Regions from separate parts of the Homo sapiens genome. Here region 2 is linked to region 1. A link is a loop called in an ENCODE intact Hi-C map of the cell type or tissue named here. Cell type or tissue: sigmoid colon. All regions are shown on one strand. Each heading gives the region's core, and the rest is flanking DNA. Links, peaks and the distances in the headings are about the cores only.

Evidence for each region. A loop is a pair of places that touch in the nucleus more often than their neighbours do. Peaks named below come from ENCODE experiments on the same cell type or tissue, not always from the same donor. Only the 100,000 strongest peaks of a DNase experiment are listed, where the experiment ranks them.
Region 2: it touches region 1 in a loop (2.5-fold over the local background); 20 of 110 quality-filtered maps call a loop at or near these places.

Annotation. Positions count from the first base shown.
Region 1 is chr13:33,199,966-33,208,304 of GRCh38, reverse strand. All of the region lies in intron 1 of STARD13 (StAR related lipid transfer domain containing 13), which reads left to right. Among named protein-coding and RNA genes, the nearest start is that of STARD13-AS, 73 kb to the left of the region's middle. RefSeq lists a silencer at 5,551-5,640 and an enhancer at 7,992-8,041. In sigmoid colon, for the core only: no CTCF peak of the experiment used is centred there; DNase peaks (open chromatin) are centred at 457, 2,136 and 3,484; H3K4me3 peaks cover 4,504 bases; H3K27ac peaks cover 3,139 bases.
Region 2 is chr13:33,107,149-33,115,487 of GRCh38, reverse strand. STARD13 (StAR related lipid transfer domain containing 13) reads left to right here. Exons shown (of 14, transcript NM_178006.4): 9 at 2,557-2,767; 10 at 3,596-3,710; 11 at 4,581-4,802; 12 at 5,398-5,615. Among named protein-coding and RNA genes, the nearest start is that of KL, 95 kb to the right of the region's middle. RefSeq lists enhancers at 5,659-5,748, 5,849-5,908. In sigmoid colon, for the core only: no CTCF peak of the experiment used is centred there; DNase peaks (open chromatin) are centred at 2,604, 3,660, 4,477, 5,768 and 1 weaker place; H3K27ac peaks cover 843 bases.

The DNA.
Region 1 (8,339 bases), core at 268-8,267:
GTACCCTCATGCTACAACCCCGCCATGTTTTCTAGATTCTCCCACTCCCACTCCCCAACCTAGACTCCTTCCACCTCCCACTGTCCTCATATCCTGCTTTAGGTGATAATTTCATTTCATGTACCCTTGCAGACCACCTGTGCCAGAGAGAGCTGGCAGCACACATCCTCTGAAGTGGCTAGCACGGAATGTCTTGCACATTTTAGGAGGTTTTTTAAAAGGATTTATTAGATAAGATCTTCGCAGTTGACAAATTCTCTTACCCAAAATTGGCATAATCCTTTAGCTTGGGGAGAAGAGATCACACACATGAAACTATTATGGAAGTAGGGAATTTCCCAATATATTTAGTCAAGAGCACAGAAGCTCATTGGCAGTGAGGTGCCAGGCAGGGTAGGAGCAGGAGCAGCCCCTATAATCTGCCTTTTGTGGGCGGGGCAGGGTCACAGATGCCTGTCACACAGCCTGCATCGAGCAGGGCCTGCTGGATTAAAAAGCTGACTTCTGGCCAGCTACAGCAAGCAAAGACTTGCAACACCATATGGGAAGAATTGACCCAACAATCCATGTGCTTTCATTAAAGGGATGTTTACAGACATCCTGGTTCTTGACTCAAGTTCATTGTCACAGAATGACGTTCTCATGGAGGAAGTGGGAAAGGGGTGGAGTTGAGGGGTGAGTGTAGAAAGCTGGACGAAATCAGGGGACCCTGAACAAAATCTCTCGTGTTACTTTTCAGTTACTCAGAAAGCCTCTCTCTCTACAAATCCCTACAAGGTTGAGACACACAGGCACTCTCAACCTTGAAGTATCTGATTTTACAACTTCAAACTCAGGCTTCTCACAATACTCTATACTCCCTCTCTTAGAGTGAGTACCTCTTATCTAGTTCAAAGTCTCATTCATTCTCTTATTTGACAGACTCCAGTTGTGTTTTTCTTGCCTTTAAGGAGCTCACTGACTAATGGCAGATGCCAGTTCTAGGGTTCTATTGAGTGAGAGTGGAAGGAGAACTAAGGTATCAAACTTTTGCTATTCAGCCCCACTCTGCCCTATGCTTACTTCGTATTCTCCCTCACTGTGGAGTTCAAACATTTAAAATCTGAGTGGCTGTTATCCTCAGCATGCACTGTATACTCTGCACCTTACTCCCGGAATCCTTTCATCTTTAGCTCTCCTTATCACAGGCAGTGGTAGTTTGGTATCATCCTCTGCCAGATTAAACATGTATATTTATTTAATATTCTCTCTGTTGTTGAAAATAACAATACGAATGTTGCATAATAACAACAAAGTTCTTTATCATCTTCATTTGATCTGCTGTCATCTGTGAGGTCTCCAGAGCATACTCTGTGCCTTTCATGTTCGAGGACACTGCCGAGAAATAAAACTGAGACTCGAATCCAGATCCTGTGACTGTGAATCCTAGTACAGTATTCCAACATATAGCCTTAGTTTAGGAACACTCACTTTTTCTATTCATGGTAAACGTGTGGCCTCCACTCACTGATAAGGTGAGATTACCATCGAGCATGCAGTATACGAAAGTCTACAATGCATTGTTTGTCATGCTCACTTACAGAGCAGACTGATTGTTCCACAGTCACCTGTTCAACCCCACTTGGTAGTGGTTAACCCAGAGAAGCAACTGCCTCTCATCTGGAACCTGAAATGCATCCCATGCATTCTCCTGATTCACCAAGTTCATTGGCAGTGTAAATACAAGCAAATCCTGTTGCCAACTGAGGGTGTAATGTCATCAGAATGTGAAGGATGACCTGAGTTTTTTAAGGATACACAATTAAATGTGCACTGATTTTGTTATATCCTATTTTGGCATTTTCTCCTTTTCTGTTTTCTCCTTGGAATTGGTTTGCACAGTATTAACAGATTAAAAATTATTTATGGGTGTGTGTGTGTGTGTGTGTGTGTGTGTGTTTCAGTCATGGGCATCTTCTTTCGAGTCTTATTAGGCATGGAAAAACCTAAGCTTGGTTTAAAACACTTCTTCCCTTCCTGTGAAGTTTTAGGCTAACTTAAAATGGGATGTGTTATATAAGGAAGGCACCTGACACTAGCGGTGGGGGTGCCTAGGAGAAGGAGCACCCCCCTTGGTTTGTGATAGACTGGCAGCGTTTCCTCTGGTATGTGCCAGAGCGGCAGAGCCAGTTTTAAAAAGAGGATTTATAGGAAATCCAGCTGTGAGTTTTCGTTTTTTTCTCTTAGAGCTGGAGGCGGGGCCAAAACCAACCTCAAACCAGGCACACCATTGATCAGGCTAGAATGATGTGGACCAGTCTCACAGACAACAGCCAAGCACAGAGGAAATATTAGCTGGCAGAGATAACGAAGAGAAAACACTCGGTGACAGATGCACCATCTGTCAGTTTCTGAGGAGCAGTTTTCAAGAAAGCTGAAAATGAATTGAAGAAGAGAGGGGTTTTGTTTGAAAGGTACAGCACAGCCTAAGGACAATTTTAAACAAAGTAAGTTTGTGTTCCATAGAAAAAGAGGTCGTGGTGGTGGGAAAGACAACAGTTACTTCCTATGTAGATTGTGAGTTTTGTCATTGATATAAAAAGTTTTCTTTGTAGTGGACTTGATATTTACAACATTCTCTTAACAAGAACTTGATTTAAAATTAAAAAGCAGTGACTGTCATTTTGGCTACTCACTCTAGAAACATTTGCAAGTTACAGTTAGATTTATTTTACTTTTATTTAATCTCAGAGAGAATTGTTTTATCTCAGACTACAGATATAGATAAGGCCTTCCTTCCTTCCTTCCTTCTCTCTCTATTTATAACAATGGGCAAAATTATTTGTATCTTTCCTCAAAGGCAGTTTATTAAGAAAGCGACCCACCTTTCAGATTGACGAGGTTGGCAGTAAATGCTTTGTATTAGCATGCTTAATTCCATGGGCTACGTTACTTAAATAGCTATGAATATGACCTGGACTTCCTACGAGCCTTCCAAATAATGTTATTGGTGTTGACATCATTTTTAAAGGAAGCTGCTTCTGGATCTTCTGTAGTTTATCTTTCTCAGAAAGTCTGTTACCCTCTTTCAGAACATAAGCTACCATATGAAACAATCCTGCTATTTATGTTTAATACATTTTTCAACGGCTTCGTTTTCAAAGTTGGACTTGGGCTGTTGGTAATTGTATGTTACATCTAAGTGGTTTGCGTTCGATGTCATATGTCGCATGTTTTATTAGGCCAGGATTCGTCTAATTCCAAGGGGATCTAAAGCAGTGATTGAGAATGATAAGATTCTATGAGCGATAGCAGAAAGTTTTCAGGGGGCTCACAGGAGGTCCTTTATTGGAAAAAGTCAATTCTTTTACAATTTACACAGGCGGAAAGGGACTTATTTTGCATCTGCATTAGCAGGCTGTCTAGTCCAAACCAGAAGTGGAAGCGCTGGCTGTAAACTCGCCAAAGTAGAAACCACTCAGTGTTATGGCCCAATATGGATGTCAGAGCTCTGGAGCATGTGTGGGAAAATGGCCACAGGCCAACGTCTGGAATCATTTATCTTCCGGTAGAGCTGAGAGGAGAACTGTTTTATGCGTTTTGCAGAAATCCTTGCTGATTGATTTCATTTACATAGAGCTGGTGCAGAGACTGATGGTGAGGACAACTATAAATGGGAGAGAAATATTGATCTATTTCTGCTTTTCCTGACATCCTGGTCTCATTAGTGTTCTTAGCACCTTTGAATGAGATTATGCCGTTACTGACAACCATATGGTTTCTACGGGGTTCTTTCCACGCGTCTCATAAGAAATGACACATTTATGTCTTTTCTTATTGGGGAAATCAGAAACTGAAAGTTGAAGATTTTGTCGTACTGTCTTTTCATTAGCTTAGCCTGTTTCCTACAGTCTAAATGTGAAAAATGAGAGGAAGGAAATATCAGTAGACAGAGTTCTTTGTACACTCTGTGCAACCTATGTAGTCATTGAGAGATGTGCGTCTGATACTCTTTGTGAAATACTGGAACATACTGTTGTTGTGTAGATTCATATCTGCATGTGAAGGAATCATCTATGCCAACCAGTATGTTCTGCATGAGCTAAACTCACATGTGCTGACACATGCTGACATGTGACAAGGTAGCATCCGCACCTGTTTTTCTAATGTGTAAAAGAATTTTGCCAGCTTCTGACAGTACCCACGTCAGACCTTATGGAGACGATTTTAATTGATTTCAAGGACCGAGGTAACAGTCAGAAGCCTTGGATTTCAGATACTACCTTTATGCTGCCTAATTTTGTGACCTTGAGGAAGATGATTAACCTTTTGATGAATCTAATTCACTGCTTACAAATATAATGAATAATTATAGCCATTTTTGTCTCCCAGAGATATTTCAAATGTCAGTAAGACATTTATAATGCATCTTGTGCTATTAGCTTTTGGTACGTATGCCATTAATGAAATTGCCTCCACTCTCTTAGACAGAACTTCTGCATTACACTGAAAAAGCTAAAAACTTTAGCCTTTAAAGTTAAAACAAAATTAAAAACAAAATTCTATAATCTTATGTAGTAATACTTTTGTTTATAGGAGGCTGCTCTTGAAGGTATTTGCATCTATTTTTTTTCTCTTTGTAGAATAACTATTTGATTTTCTCATCAAGATTCTCAGCATTGTGTAAGACTAGTCATTTCCTCAAACAGGTTGAACTTTAAAAAATAGGGCTAAAATTGGTGTGATGCTGCTTTGATTTAGTATGGTTGAATATATGTAATTTTTAAACTTCCTAATGTAAAAAAAAATGGATAATAGTGCAGATTAAGGTACCTAATATTTTCTCACATTTTATAGATACATAGATATACCATACAAATAAATATATGCTAATCTTCATATATGCATATACCCACACACATCCACTTCATCTTTCAAAATAATCCAGTAAAACTGATAGCATAGCAGCATATAAGATATGAAAAGATAGGAGTGATTACTGTGTTTTCATTTTAAATCCTTTTCATTTTACATGATGAACATGATCACAGCTTAGTGTACTGCAAAGGACATCAGAAGCCAGACCTGCCAGTACAGAGAATCACCACGCACCCTGTTCTGTGAACACAGGTGTGTGGTGGCCCCTAGAATCTCGAAATATGGCAGCCTTGGGAGCCACGCCATTCAACTGTGCTCTTCCGCTGCATTGTGGGAATCAGAATGTGTGCCTTACTGTAGCACGAGGTGGTTGGGAGGCCCATATGACATAATGTGCATGAAAATGCTTTGAAAACTTTCAGGCCATTTAAAGTCACTAATTGAACTTCGACAACTTCTTTGCTGCTGGAATATTCCTTTCTTCCCTTTCTTAATAAATTCTGCCCGTCATTCAAAGGCTTCTCTTAGCTCTTTTTTGATCTCAAAGGTTTCTTTGGAGCCCCCAGAGGTCCCTCTCAGAAAGAGGAAGTGAGCGAATTTTGCCACCCGTGTCCCTCCTGCCCCACCCACCAGATGACTTCACTATTACACTCCATGTTTTCACACCTCCACGCTCTGCCCAGTTCTGTCCCTGTGCTCTGCTAAATGTTTTCTCTACCACTTGCCAACATCCTCCTCCTCCTCCAAAGCTACCTTAAGCATCACTTGCCTTTGAAACCTTCTCCACCACCATTCTTTCACAGAGCTAGAGCCTTCTTCATTCATGGTTCCAAACTTCTAATCAAGGTTTTATCTTATTCTACTTCATTCTTTATTTACACATCTTCCTTCCTCCCTAGGCTCCGCAAAGACAGGCCAGGTACCATGCTGCTTTGACTCCCTGGTGCTCGCTGTAGTTTCTTATGTCTGGTTGGTGTTCAAGTAATGTTTGTCAAGTGAATGAGAAAGTCAGTCTTTCCATACCACTTCTTTGTGGGGTCCTGTCATTACACACCTTCTGGGACAGAACCCTGGTACCCATTTTTGTGTCTGGAATAAATTGTCCCTTATGGCATAACAGCATATAGACTGTTGTCAGCTGGGAACCTGAGATTGCAACAATGCAAAACCCTACATCTAATCACCAGCAGATTAACTATTAACCTACTAGTCCTATCTGAATCCTACTAATCATAGTTAGGTAACTAAACATTAAAACTATCATCCATCTGTCTCTATTCTGAGAGAGCCTTGGCATATCTGTGACTAGCTGTGTTTTAAAAAGAAAATCTGACCATCTTTTTGAAAGGCAGTTTGGCAGCATTTATCAAGATCCTCTGATCCAGTAATTCTCCTAGGAAACTATCCTAACGAAATGGTTTCATAAAAATGTAGACAAAGCTTTCTGAACAAAGATGTTCAGCATGATATTATTTATAAATAATATGAAAAATGGCAAATAAGTGACCAGTATTACTTTTATAATCAAATAAAAATTCTTAAGAATCCAAAGGTTGCCTGACAGATTATGTACTAATTATGTTGACCATAAGGCCTCCATTTTTAGGTTCTTTACACAGAATCAAGGATATACTTGGAACAATCAAGTTGAGCAACTTCTTACCATGCTTCCAATTTTACTACTCTCCCTTCTGTTTAAATTTAGAAAATGTTGAAAATAAGGTAACCTTTGAGGCCAGAATTTGAAAATTCTTTGACAGAACAATAATCTGAGTATCAGAAGGGGCCTAGAAGGCCTGCCTCAACCATTTTCATTTAAAAATTGACTGCATGGAGAGCTGGAGATTCAAACTGGTTTAACTTTGCTCTTGAGCTGAGGTTTAAAACAGGTAAAAAGAAAATTTGAGTCTACTTGTTCAAATACTATGAAGAAAACTATGTAAATTGTGGAAGTTTTTTGGCAATCTCTCATTTAATCTCTTTTTACATGGAATAACTGGCAGAGGTAAAGCCATGTTATCATAGTAGATTCTGCATGTTACATTGGGATAAACCACAGGAATACCGGAAATAATCACTGACAAAAATAGGTTCATGTAGTCAGTTGAACACGGGATTTGATGGGGCCATGCCACTGAGATACATCATCCATCACCACATCTGTGCTCAGTGTGGGAGGGTTTCTGTTTCCAATTCTTGGAATAATACTTAAAGTGCATCCCCACTAATAATGCCACCCGCTGAAGCTCTCGGTACAGGGGCCAGAGCTAAGGATTGCTAGTGGGCAGGAACATTTCCATCTCATCCCAAAAGTGCAGAGAAGCACATTGCTTCTTTAAGCATATTTCTATTTTTTATTTTTTATTTTTTTATTTTTATTTTTATTTGTTTATTTATTTGTTTATTTTTATTTTTTATTTTTGAGATAGAATCTCACTCTGTCACCCAGGCTGGAGTGCAGTGGCACAATCTCGGCTCACTGCAAGCTCCGCCTCCTGGGTTCACGCCATTCTCCCGCCTCAGCCTCCCGAGTAGCTGGGACCACAGGCGCCTGCCACCATGCCCGGCTAATTTTTTGTATTTTTTTTTTTAGTAGAGACGGGTTTCACCGTGTTAGCCAGGATGGTCTCAATCTCCTGACCTCGTGATCTGCCCACCTTGGCCTCCCAAAGTGCTGGGATTACAGGCGTGAGCCACCATGCCCGGCCCTTTAAGCATGTTTCTAAATGGTCCTGTTCAGTTGTGTTCCATGTGCAACAACAGAGTAAGTGGGTGCAAGTCCTCTGCTTCAGAGAGTTCACTGTTTAAAAGGTGAAGGAGTGCCAACTTCCAAAGTGAATAGAAACACAATAATACATATATGGGTAAGTCCCCCAGTAGGGCAACAGCCAAGCACACATGCAATGTCGGTGGCAGCAGGTTAGGTGTGGAAGGAGCAGGGGAAAGTGGAGTCCTGAGAAATTCACTACAGGGAACTTAAGTGTTAATGACCGGAGAGTACCTTGAAGTGGTCTCGTTGTTGGTGACGCTTTGGAAGACTGAAGCAGACTTCAAGGGGCTGGCACGGTAGCTCCTGCCTTGCCAAGGGCTTCCACATACAGATGGTGGGTGGCACAGGGACGAATAGGTCATTTACCTGAGCTTGAGCTGAGCCAGGCTGGTTAGGGGAGCTAGATGTGAATGACAGAGCAAGCGGCTAGCTGAAGAAAGCTTCACTATCTTCCAGCCCCAGGAACCCTTAGGGGATGGCAGGGAAGGGCATGAGCTGTGTCAGCAGACCACAGGGCTAGAAGGCAGCGTGTTTGGTTACCTTCAGCCTCTGTGGGGCCTCCCCAAAGACCTGTTTATTCTGCACTCAGCAAAGGGCAAGAGGATCCTATCTGAATTTGTTGCTCATGGGCCCAGATTTCAAACATGCTCTACTGCCTCAGCAAAGATTATGCCATAAAAGCTACTTGGAATTATTGGTTCTCTACTCCCCA
Region 2 (8,339 bases), core at 80-8,079, 93 kb after region 1:
CAGGGAGAAAGTCCATCAGCACAGTGTCATTGACCCAGGAATCTGGAAGTGGTGCACAAGAGGCACCGAACTGGACGAGCATGGAGACTCAGGGAGTCAGCATACTAATCAAGGTTCCAAATTACCTGCAGGGACTTCCAGCAGTGAGACTGGAGAGAAGATATTCCATGCATAGACCCTAGAGTCAAAGTTTCCAAACTGCTACTGTGGCAGAGAGGAACGGTTCCTCCTCCATTTCTCCAGAGAAGTTCTGTTTTCAGCTATGCCACTTCTTGGATTTTTGTCAAATGATGAACTAAATTGGAGTGTTGGATGGGTAATGAAAATATTTGAGTCCTACCCATCTGGAGGAGGGAGAAGGATAGAAGAGTCAAAGACAACCATAAGGCTTTAAGGCCTGATGATTGAAAGAATGTGGAAATTGGAGGGGAGAAGGGTTCAGAATCCACAGGAATCTGAATTTGAGGTGCCAGGATCCCCCATATGATTGCAAATTATCCACACTTAGAAATTCAGACCTAGAATCATCCCCTTAGAGCCAGGAAAGGGGCAGGACCCGCAGCAGCATGGTATGTAACAGAAAGCTAAAAGAGCATAGGATCCAAAACAAATGCTGAATTTAGGTATTTGAAGCGTTTTTAGTAAATAATAATAATAATAATGGACAGGAAGTATTTTCTGATGGATAAAAGAACAAGCGGATAGAAAGGGAACTGAGACAACATATAGAGATGACAGGCGACTCTTCAAAAATGATGGCTGGGAAAAAATGTTGGCATGGAAAAGAAGCTTAGTAATCTAAAGTTAAACAATGTATACACACTGGACACCTTACCTAGAGCAGCATATTTAAAACAATTCTGCAGCTCAAGCAAAACTTGTTACACCTCTCACAAGCTTCAGATCATTAGTACCATCTGTTTCTCCTCCACCCTAAGCGAGAGTAAGAAAATGGGTTCACTCTAATTTTAACAAAACGGCTCTTCTCTGTAAACCCCAGGTATATCTTGTGCCAGTACACAATGGACATGGTGGGAGTGGAGACGGGTTTCAGACCACTGAAGGCATGCTCAGGCTTTTCTAGGAACTTGGATTTGCTAATCAGGGCCATAGTGTGGTCAGCCCTGGCATGTGACGTCATGCCTCCTGCATGAGACTGCAGGCGAATCCAGCATCGATAGCCCCCCAGGACCACAAAGCCTGGGGCCAGCCAGGACCCCCTCAGAAGGTCACACCTCAGCCCTTCTGGAACAGCCAGCTCTGAGTTTGTTTTTATCATGCACTCCTGCCAGTAGCAAATATCTGAATGTGTATTTATGTTTAGTAATATAAATATACTGGATGTACTCTAATGTACTATGCACATTATAAAGCACACCCAATCAGTATTTTTAATGGGTAAGAGAAAAGATAAACACACGTGGGAGTGCTAATGATTTCTTCTCACACCTCAAGAGACTGTCAGGAGCACACCTCCCCACCCCTTGAGAATTCAGACACCCTCGTGTGGAGGCCCCTGCTCCAGAACATGGCACTTTAAGAAAGACAACAGTGTTGACAGAAGCAAGCTCCTGACGGTGTCTTTCGCAGTGAGAGGACTAAAGTGATCATGAAATAAACACAGCCACAGGTGGGAGCAGCAAAAGGCAGCACCTATCACTCATTTGGTGTGATTTCCATTTAGTTCCCCTCATATTGTTGGAACCAATTCCCTGGTAAGCCTGCATAACCAGTACCCACTACCACAAGGACCACCCTCAAGGGTAATGGCACTGAGAAGGGCCAGACATCCCCCATAACCTTAGGCTGCCTGGTTCTTCTTCTCCAAGCACAGCCTCCATTTCCATAAACCCCAAGATTATGGAACAGGTGACGCTGGGTCTCCACATGAAGTCAATAGCAGGCATCCTGCAAAGCAAGTCCTGGGAGATTTGTAGGAAAAAGGAAGATGTACAGGCTTCCCCTCGAGAAGCTGGCCCTCTAGGAATGAGGTCAGAGGTCCCACCAGCTCAACACCACTCCCGGTGAATTGTGCAGCACTGGCATCATGGCCTGGCTGGCAGGGGTGGAGAAACGCAAGGCGAGGCTACTGTTCCCTAACCCAGTGGTTTTCAAACCATGTCCCACGGAGCCTTGGGCATCCTGAGAGTGGCTTCCCAAGCTGTCTGTCAGGGAGGATGGGCAAGAGGGATGCCAGGTTGACAGAGTCCTAATCACCAACTTCACCCAGAAGCCTTCTGAAAGCAGGTGAGTGGGTTGATTGCTCAGAATACAGAAAACCAGGATGGTGGTGCCCCTTTCTAAACCCTGCTTGGCCATCGAGAGCGTGGGATCCAAAGTTCAATTGCAAGGGTTGGGACTCAGCTCTGCCTCCCATGAGCTGCGAGGCCTCAGCAATTACTGACTTCTTTGTGCCTTTCCTGCTGTTCTGGTTGTTTTTGTTGATGATGACTCTGGGTGCGTGTTCACACGAGGAATGTGGAGCTTACACAGTGCTTCCCAGCTGGCTCTTTCTATGTCTGCTCCTCCAATGACCTGGCATCCACTTTTCCTCAGATGTCTCCAAAGAGCAGCGGCTGCAGGCCGTGCAGGCTGCCATCCTGCTACTGGCCGATGAGAACAGGGAGGTCCTGCAGACGCTCTTGTGTTTCCTGAACGACGTCGTCAACTTGGTGGAAGAGAATCAGATGACGCCCATGAACCTGGCAGTGTGTCTGGCCCCCTCCCTCTTTCATCTTAATTTATTGAAGAAAGAAAGCTCTCCACGGTGGGTTTTTTTTCTCAGTAACAACAGTAATCCCAAAGCAGGCATTCCCACAGTTCATAAGACTGGATGGATGGATGGATGGATAGATAGATACGAATGGATATATTGGTAGACAGATTATAGATAGATAGGTAGGTAGATAGATCAACGATAGGTAGATGATAGATTGATAGATAGTTGATACATAGATGATAGATGACAGCTAAATAGATAGATGATAAATAGATGGTAGATGATAAAGAGAGATAAATAGATGATTGATAGGTAGATAATAGAGATAGATAATAGATTATAGATAGATAAAATGTGTCTCATGCTACATTTCAACTTCAGGATTTGTCAACACTCTTTTCATAATCAGAAAATCTTGTGAGACACCCTAATTCACGGGGCTCAGATTCATAGAATTATTGAGCTAGCATTGAAGAATGCCAGCTGTGATCCAGAAAGCTTGAGTTTTATGTTGTCTGTGTGAGTGAGGAGGAAAACATACACAAAGTAGTATTTTACAATTTTTAAAAGGCTATATTTAAGACCAAAGCACAGGAGCTTGCAGTTAAGGGGTTTCAAACTTTGGAAAAACAGATTAATTTTGTCCCCTGCTGTTCTTCCTGCCCTTTAGTTTTCCAAGATTTTTCCTTGTGAACTGTCAGACTGTTAGCCTGATTCAGATATCTAAGATATGTGATCATTGTTTTTATTTGGAAACGCAAAAGCCTGGGATCTGGATAGCATCTGGGTATAAACAGAAAACAAAAGGGATGAGTTTGGTATTGTGACAAGCTCGTTGGTGTGGGATCTGCTTAGCACACTCACGTTCAATTACAGAGTCATACAGAAGAAATATGCCACTGGGAAGCCAGATCAAAAGGACCTCAACGAGAATCTGGCAGCAGCTCAGGGGCTAGCGCACATGATCATGGAATGCGACAGACTTTTTGAGGTGAGCAAAAGGCTCGAACCTCCGCCTCCCTAGTAGCTCTTGGAACTAGATAAGACGCTTGGGATTGTTGCTACATTTATGGTTTCTATCTGTTTGTTCCTGATTTTATGACAATAGTATATGTTATAGCTCTGGTGTTTGCTTCCAAGAAAGCTGAGGAGCTAGCTATACAATTGAGGCTTTGATAAAGACACTTGGGATTACCATACTGATGGTTTTTATGCAAACAGTGCATCACCTGCCATTATCAGGTTCAAGGCCAGTCAGCCAATTATGTTCTATTTGATTTTACCTTGGAGCTTGATTAGGTTAAACATCTGTGTGAGTGTGTGTATGATACTGAGGAATCTTTGTTGCTAAGAACCAATGACAGCTTATGAATACAGCCACAGATATGTAAAAGAAGTAAGTGAACCAGACTTGTGGCATACTTTTGTGATAGAATTGGCATTTGTCAATGGGAAAAGTGTGCTAAAAAAGTAAAGCTATTCCCAAGTCATGTTTGATGTTTCCCTTCACAAGTCTGTCTGTTTTAAGTCTTATTCATAGTGGGTAAAGTTGTCTGAGCCCATATTTTGCCAAACTGAATAAAAAGACAGTAAAGGTAAAATAAAAGGGAAGTGAAAATAATAAAGGGGAAGTCATTGCAATGTTTTGAATAATAAATACAGCCTCAGAAACATGTTTGTATTTCCTGACTTTAGGAAGGCCCCTCCCGGCCTTGGCAATGATCTTAGAAAAACATCTCTGGCCGTGTGGCCCTCGGCCCGTGGCTCAGAGCCGGGTTGTGGGTGAAATGGCTTTGCTTTCTTTGAGTCTCGGCGTTTCTTTGGCTCAGTGTGTTGCCCTTTCATGCATCCGTTGGTCTAGGTTCCACACGAGTTGGTGGCCCAGTCTCGTAACTCGTATGTGGAGGCTGAGATCCACGTGCCAACCCTGGAAGAATTGGGGACACAGCTGGAGGAGAGTGGGGCAACTTTCCACACTTACCTGAACCATCTCATCCAGGGCCTCCAGAAAGAAGCCAAGGAGAAGTTCAAAGGATGGGTCACGTGCTCCAGCACGGACAATACAGATCTTGCTTTCAAAAAGGTAATCTCAGAGGATGGAAAAAGATCACCCCCAGAAAGCCACAGCTAACAATCAGACATTTGTTTTTGCATTGAAAACAGCTGCTGTGTCCACAGGGCTTGGCACACACGCGGACAGTTAAGGCACATGAACCATTCAAAGAACTCAGTCCAGAGATCTGTTGCCTATAATCAGAGAGTAAACTATGGAGCCGGACAGCTGGATCCCGGTCCTGTCTCTCCCCCGTAGCTGTGTGATGTTGGGCAAGTCACACACCTCTCTGTGCCTCAGTTTTCCCATTTGCAAAATGGACATTGTAAGAGTACCACTGTCGGAGGAAGGCTAATTTACAAACCAAATGGCTTAGAATAGTTCCTGGCACACAGTAACCACTAGGTGTGTTGGTGATTATTATTTTTATCATCATTATTATTCTTTTAAGCTTAAGGACTAAAATGTTACAGCTGAGGTATGTAGTATCACTCTCAATTTACATAATCAGTGATGGTTTTTGAACACCCAGCAAGGTATGATAGCAAAACTAAAAGCCCAAACAAAAAATGTTGGACCCATATCCCAGACAACCTCTTCAGCTTCTGACGTTGTCTTTCCCAAGGTGGGCGACGGGAACCCGCTGAAGCTGTGGAAGGCTTCTGTGGAGGTGGAAGCACCCCCCTCAGTGGTCCTGAACCGCGTGCTGAGAGAGCGCCACCTGTGGGACGAGGACTTTGTGCAGTGGAAGGTTGTGGAAACTCTAGACAGGCAAACAGAGATCTACCAGTATGTGCTGAACAGCATGGCTCCCCATCCTTCCAGAGACTTTGTGGTTCTCAGGTGAGCCTGACTCTAGGGTTTATGATGTTCTGTTCCAAAGGCAGGACGCGAACTGTAGATGTGAGCACTTCTCCTGGTGTCTCCCACCAAAGTCCAGCCTCCACGGGGAACACTAAGCCGGCTCTTGTTTCCCTCAGTGACATCTGAGTTTTCTGTGTCGATGCCCGACTTCCTGTGTCTTTTCACCCAGCCTACAGCTCTGCCTGGGCTCTCTGATTGCCCCTCTCCTTGTGGAGCACACAGTTTATTAGGCCATAAATATTATTCATTTCCTCAGAGCAGACGGCCCAGAAAAGCTGCTGTTTGTCCGGTTGCACTTTCTGCCAAATTATGCAAATGGATCTGACTGGCTTTTCTTCTGATTTTGTTTTTCTCCCCTGGGAAAGTGTGTGTAACTCTCAAGACTGGAGTAGGTTTGACTTCAGAACTCATCTGTATAACTTCAGATGCTCATAGCTATTACTATGCTCAGAAACCTTGGCACTGCCCTGGAGGTCCAGAAAATCTTGTTGATTCTGTGTCTGCCAAGGAAATATTTCTTCTGATTGATGTAAGGGTTGAGTTCCAGACCCCTGTTCTTGGGGTTTGGAAGGGGATGCTCAACCAATGATAGAAAGTTTGCACAGTAGAGATGCAGTGTTGCATCAGCCAGAACAGAAATTGAGGGTGCTAAAGAACCTGAATAGAAGGTAATTAGATCAATATATCCTTTTTTATTGAAAATCTTGGCAAGCCTTGTCTCATGTCACAGATCAGCAGTGTAAAAGGAACCTATTGTGAAACTCCCAAATGTATATTTAAAACGCTTTCTTTATGAAACCAGTTTTGATGGCAAACTAAAGGTTACTTTTCACATGAGCTCTTTATGACTTGGGAATTGGCCCATGGAACCTTGACTTTTAAAGGTCAATTTTCCCTAAATATATGTATTTATCTCTGCTTCCTTGGGATCCTGCTGGAGAATGCAGGCAGTTTATAAGGGTGGCATATTACCAAAGTTATTAGGACATTAGTCATCTGGTGGAATTAAACTTCATGCTTTCACTCCACAAGTGGAAAGTTGAATAGCTGTTGCAGGATGGCTGCCATAGGAATGGGGCCATGCCATAGCGTGCCTCCTCCCTCCCTCCAGAGGAGGCTGAGGGCCTGAGTCTGTGTGTAGAACCTCCCTCCTTCCATCCATCCGGCAACCCCACCAGCCTGCTATTTATCAGTGCTTCGTTCCATCACGACCACGTGCCAGGCACTGCAATAGGCTCTGGGTATGCCAAGGGAATGCAGCAAACCCCTCTCCTGCTCTCTTGGGGTTTGTATTTCACTGGGGAAAGTCCATAAAAAATAAGAAAGGGAGATGGGCTTACTTATCCTGGGAGGAATAAGATAGGGAGATAGTAAGGGATGGAATTTTAAATAGAATGGTCAGGGCGGGGTCTTGCTGCACTGATTTTGATCCAAGACTTGAAGAAGTGGAGTGGACCATGTGGCCCTGAAGGAGAAGAGGTGCAGCCCTCCACGGGCTAACAATGAACCAGATCTGGTTCCCAACAACAGGAATTCCTTATGTGTAGGATACAAGGAGGTGGAAAGTGATGAGTGTGGTGAGGAGGCACGGGGCTGAGATGCCTCCTGTCTTCAGAGCATCTTACAGTCTAGGCTAGCATGTATGAGGCTGGTCACCTTTCAGGATTGCTGCATTTGTCTCTCATGTCACACCCATTGCTAGCTCCTCGGGAGCTTCCGCTGAGAGTTGCTGGAGATTCTCCCATTTATCCCAACAAATCTCTACAACTTTCAGTCGTCACGATTTATCACATCTTCGTTCATGAAAAGAGTAGTCACAGCATGGAAGTCGCTGAGCATTTGTGTGGGGCTTGGTTATTCCCAAGTTCTTGTCAAGCACATATCACCATTTCTCTTCCTGGTGTAGGAGGACAGGGTGAAATCATGGAGGACATGACTTAGTAAGGGAATAGAATTTGTGGAGTAAATCATGGGAATTCTAATAATGCAATCTATTATGATAGATCCCTGGGGTAGAAAGGGAAGTTAGAGGTTGTTACAGAGATGTTCTCATAGCTCCTGACTCCCATCCACAACCTTTTTTCAAGGGGTAGCCACCTCTGCTTGAATAGCTCTAGGAACAGGGAGCTCACTGCCTCCCAGGGCAGCACATTTCATTTCTGAACAGTGCACATTGTTAGACAGTGCTTCTCTCCTGCACAGAAATGTACTTTCCTATCTCTGCCTTCTGGAGTCAAATCAACCATATTCATTTCTTCTCCCACTCAAGAGCCACTCAAGTATGTGAAGACAATAAGCAGGCCCACATATGTTTCTTTTCCTTCAAGCTAAGCGTACCAGTTCACTTCTCTTTGAGCATGCCCTCCTCCAGGAAGCCTTCTCCATATTCCTCCCGCAGCCCCCTCTATGTGATCCCAGAGCCCTCTGTGCATAATCTTACCAGTGCATTTACCTCAGTGCTTTTAGAATTCTGTTTAGAGTGTCAGTATTTTTCCTCCTGGGCTGTGTATATCTTTATGTCCTTGGTGGCTTCTCAGAGACTGGCATGTCTATCTGCTTAATTGATGTCTGCTGAATGAATCGAATGAGTGAGTTCTAATAATAAACTGTAAAACCACCTCTTCGAGAATGGGCAGGAGCCTCTGCAGCTAAGCAGAGCTGGGGATTCCAGATGCAGATCTGAAAGCTGCAAGACCATTTCTG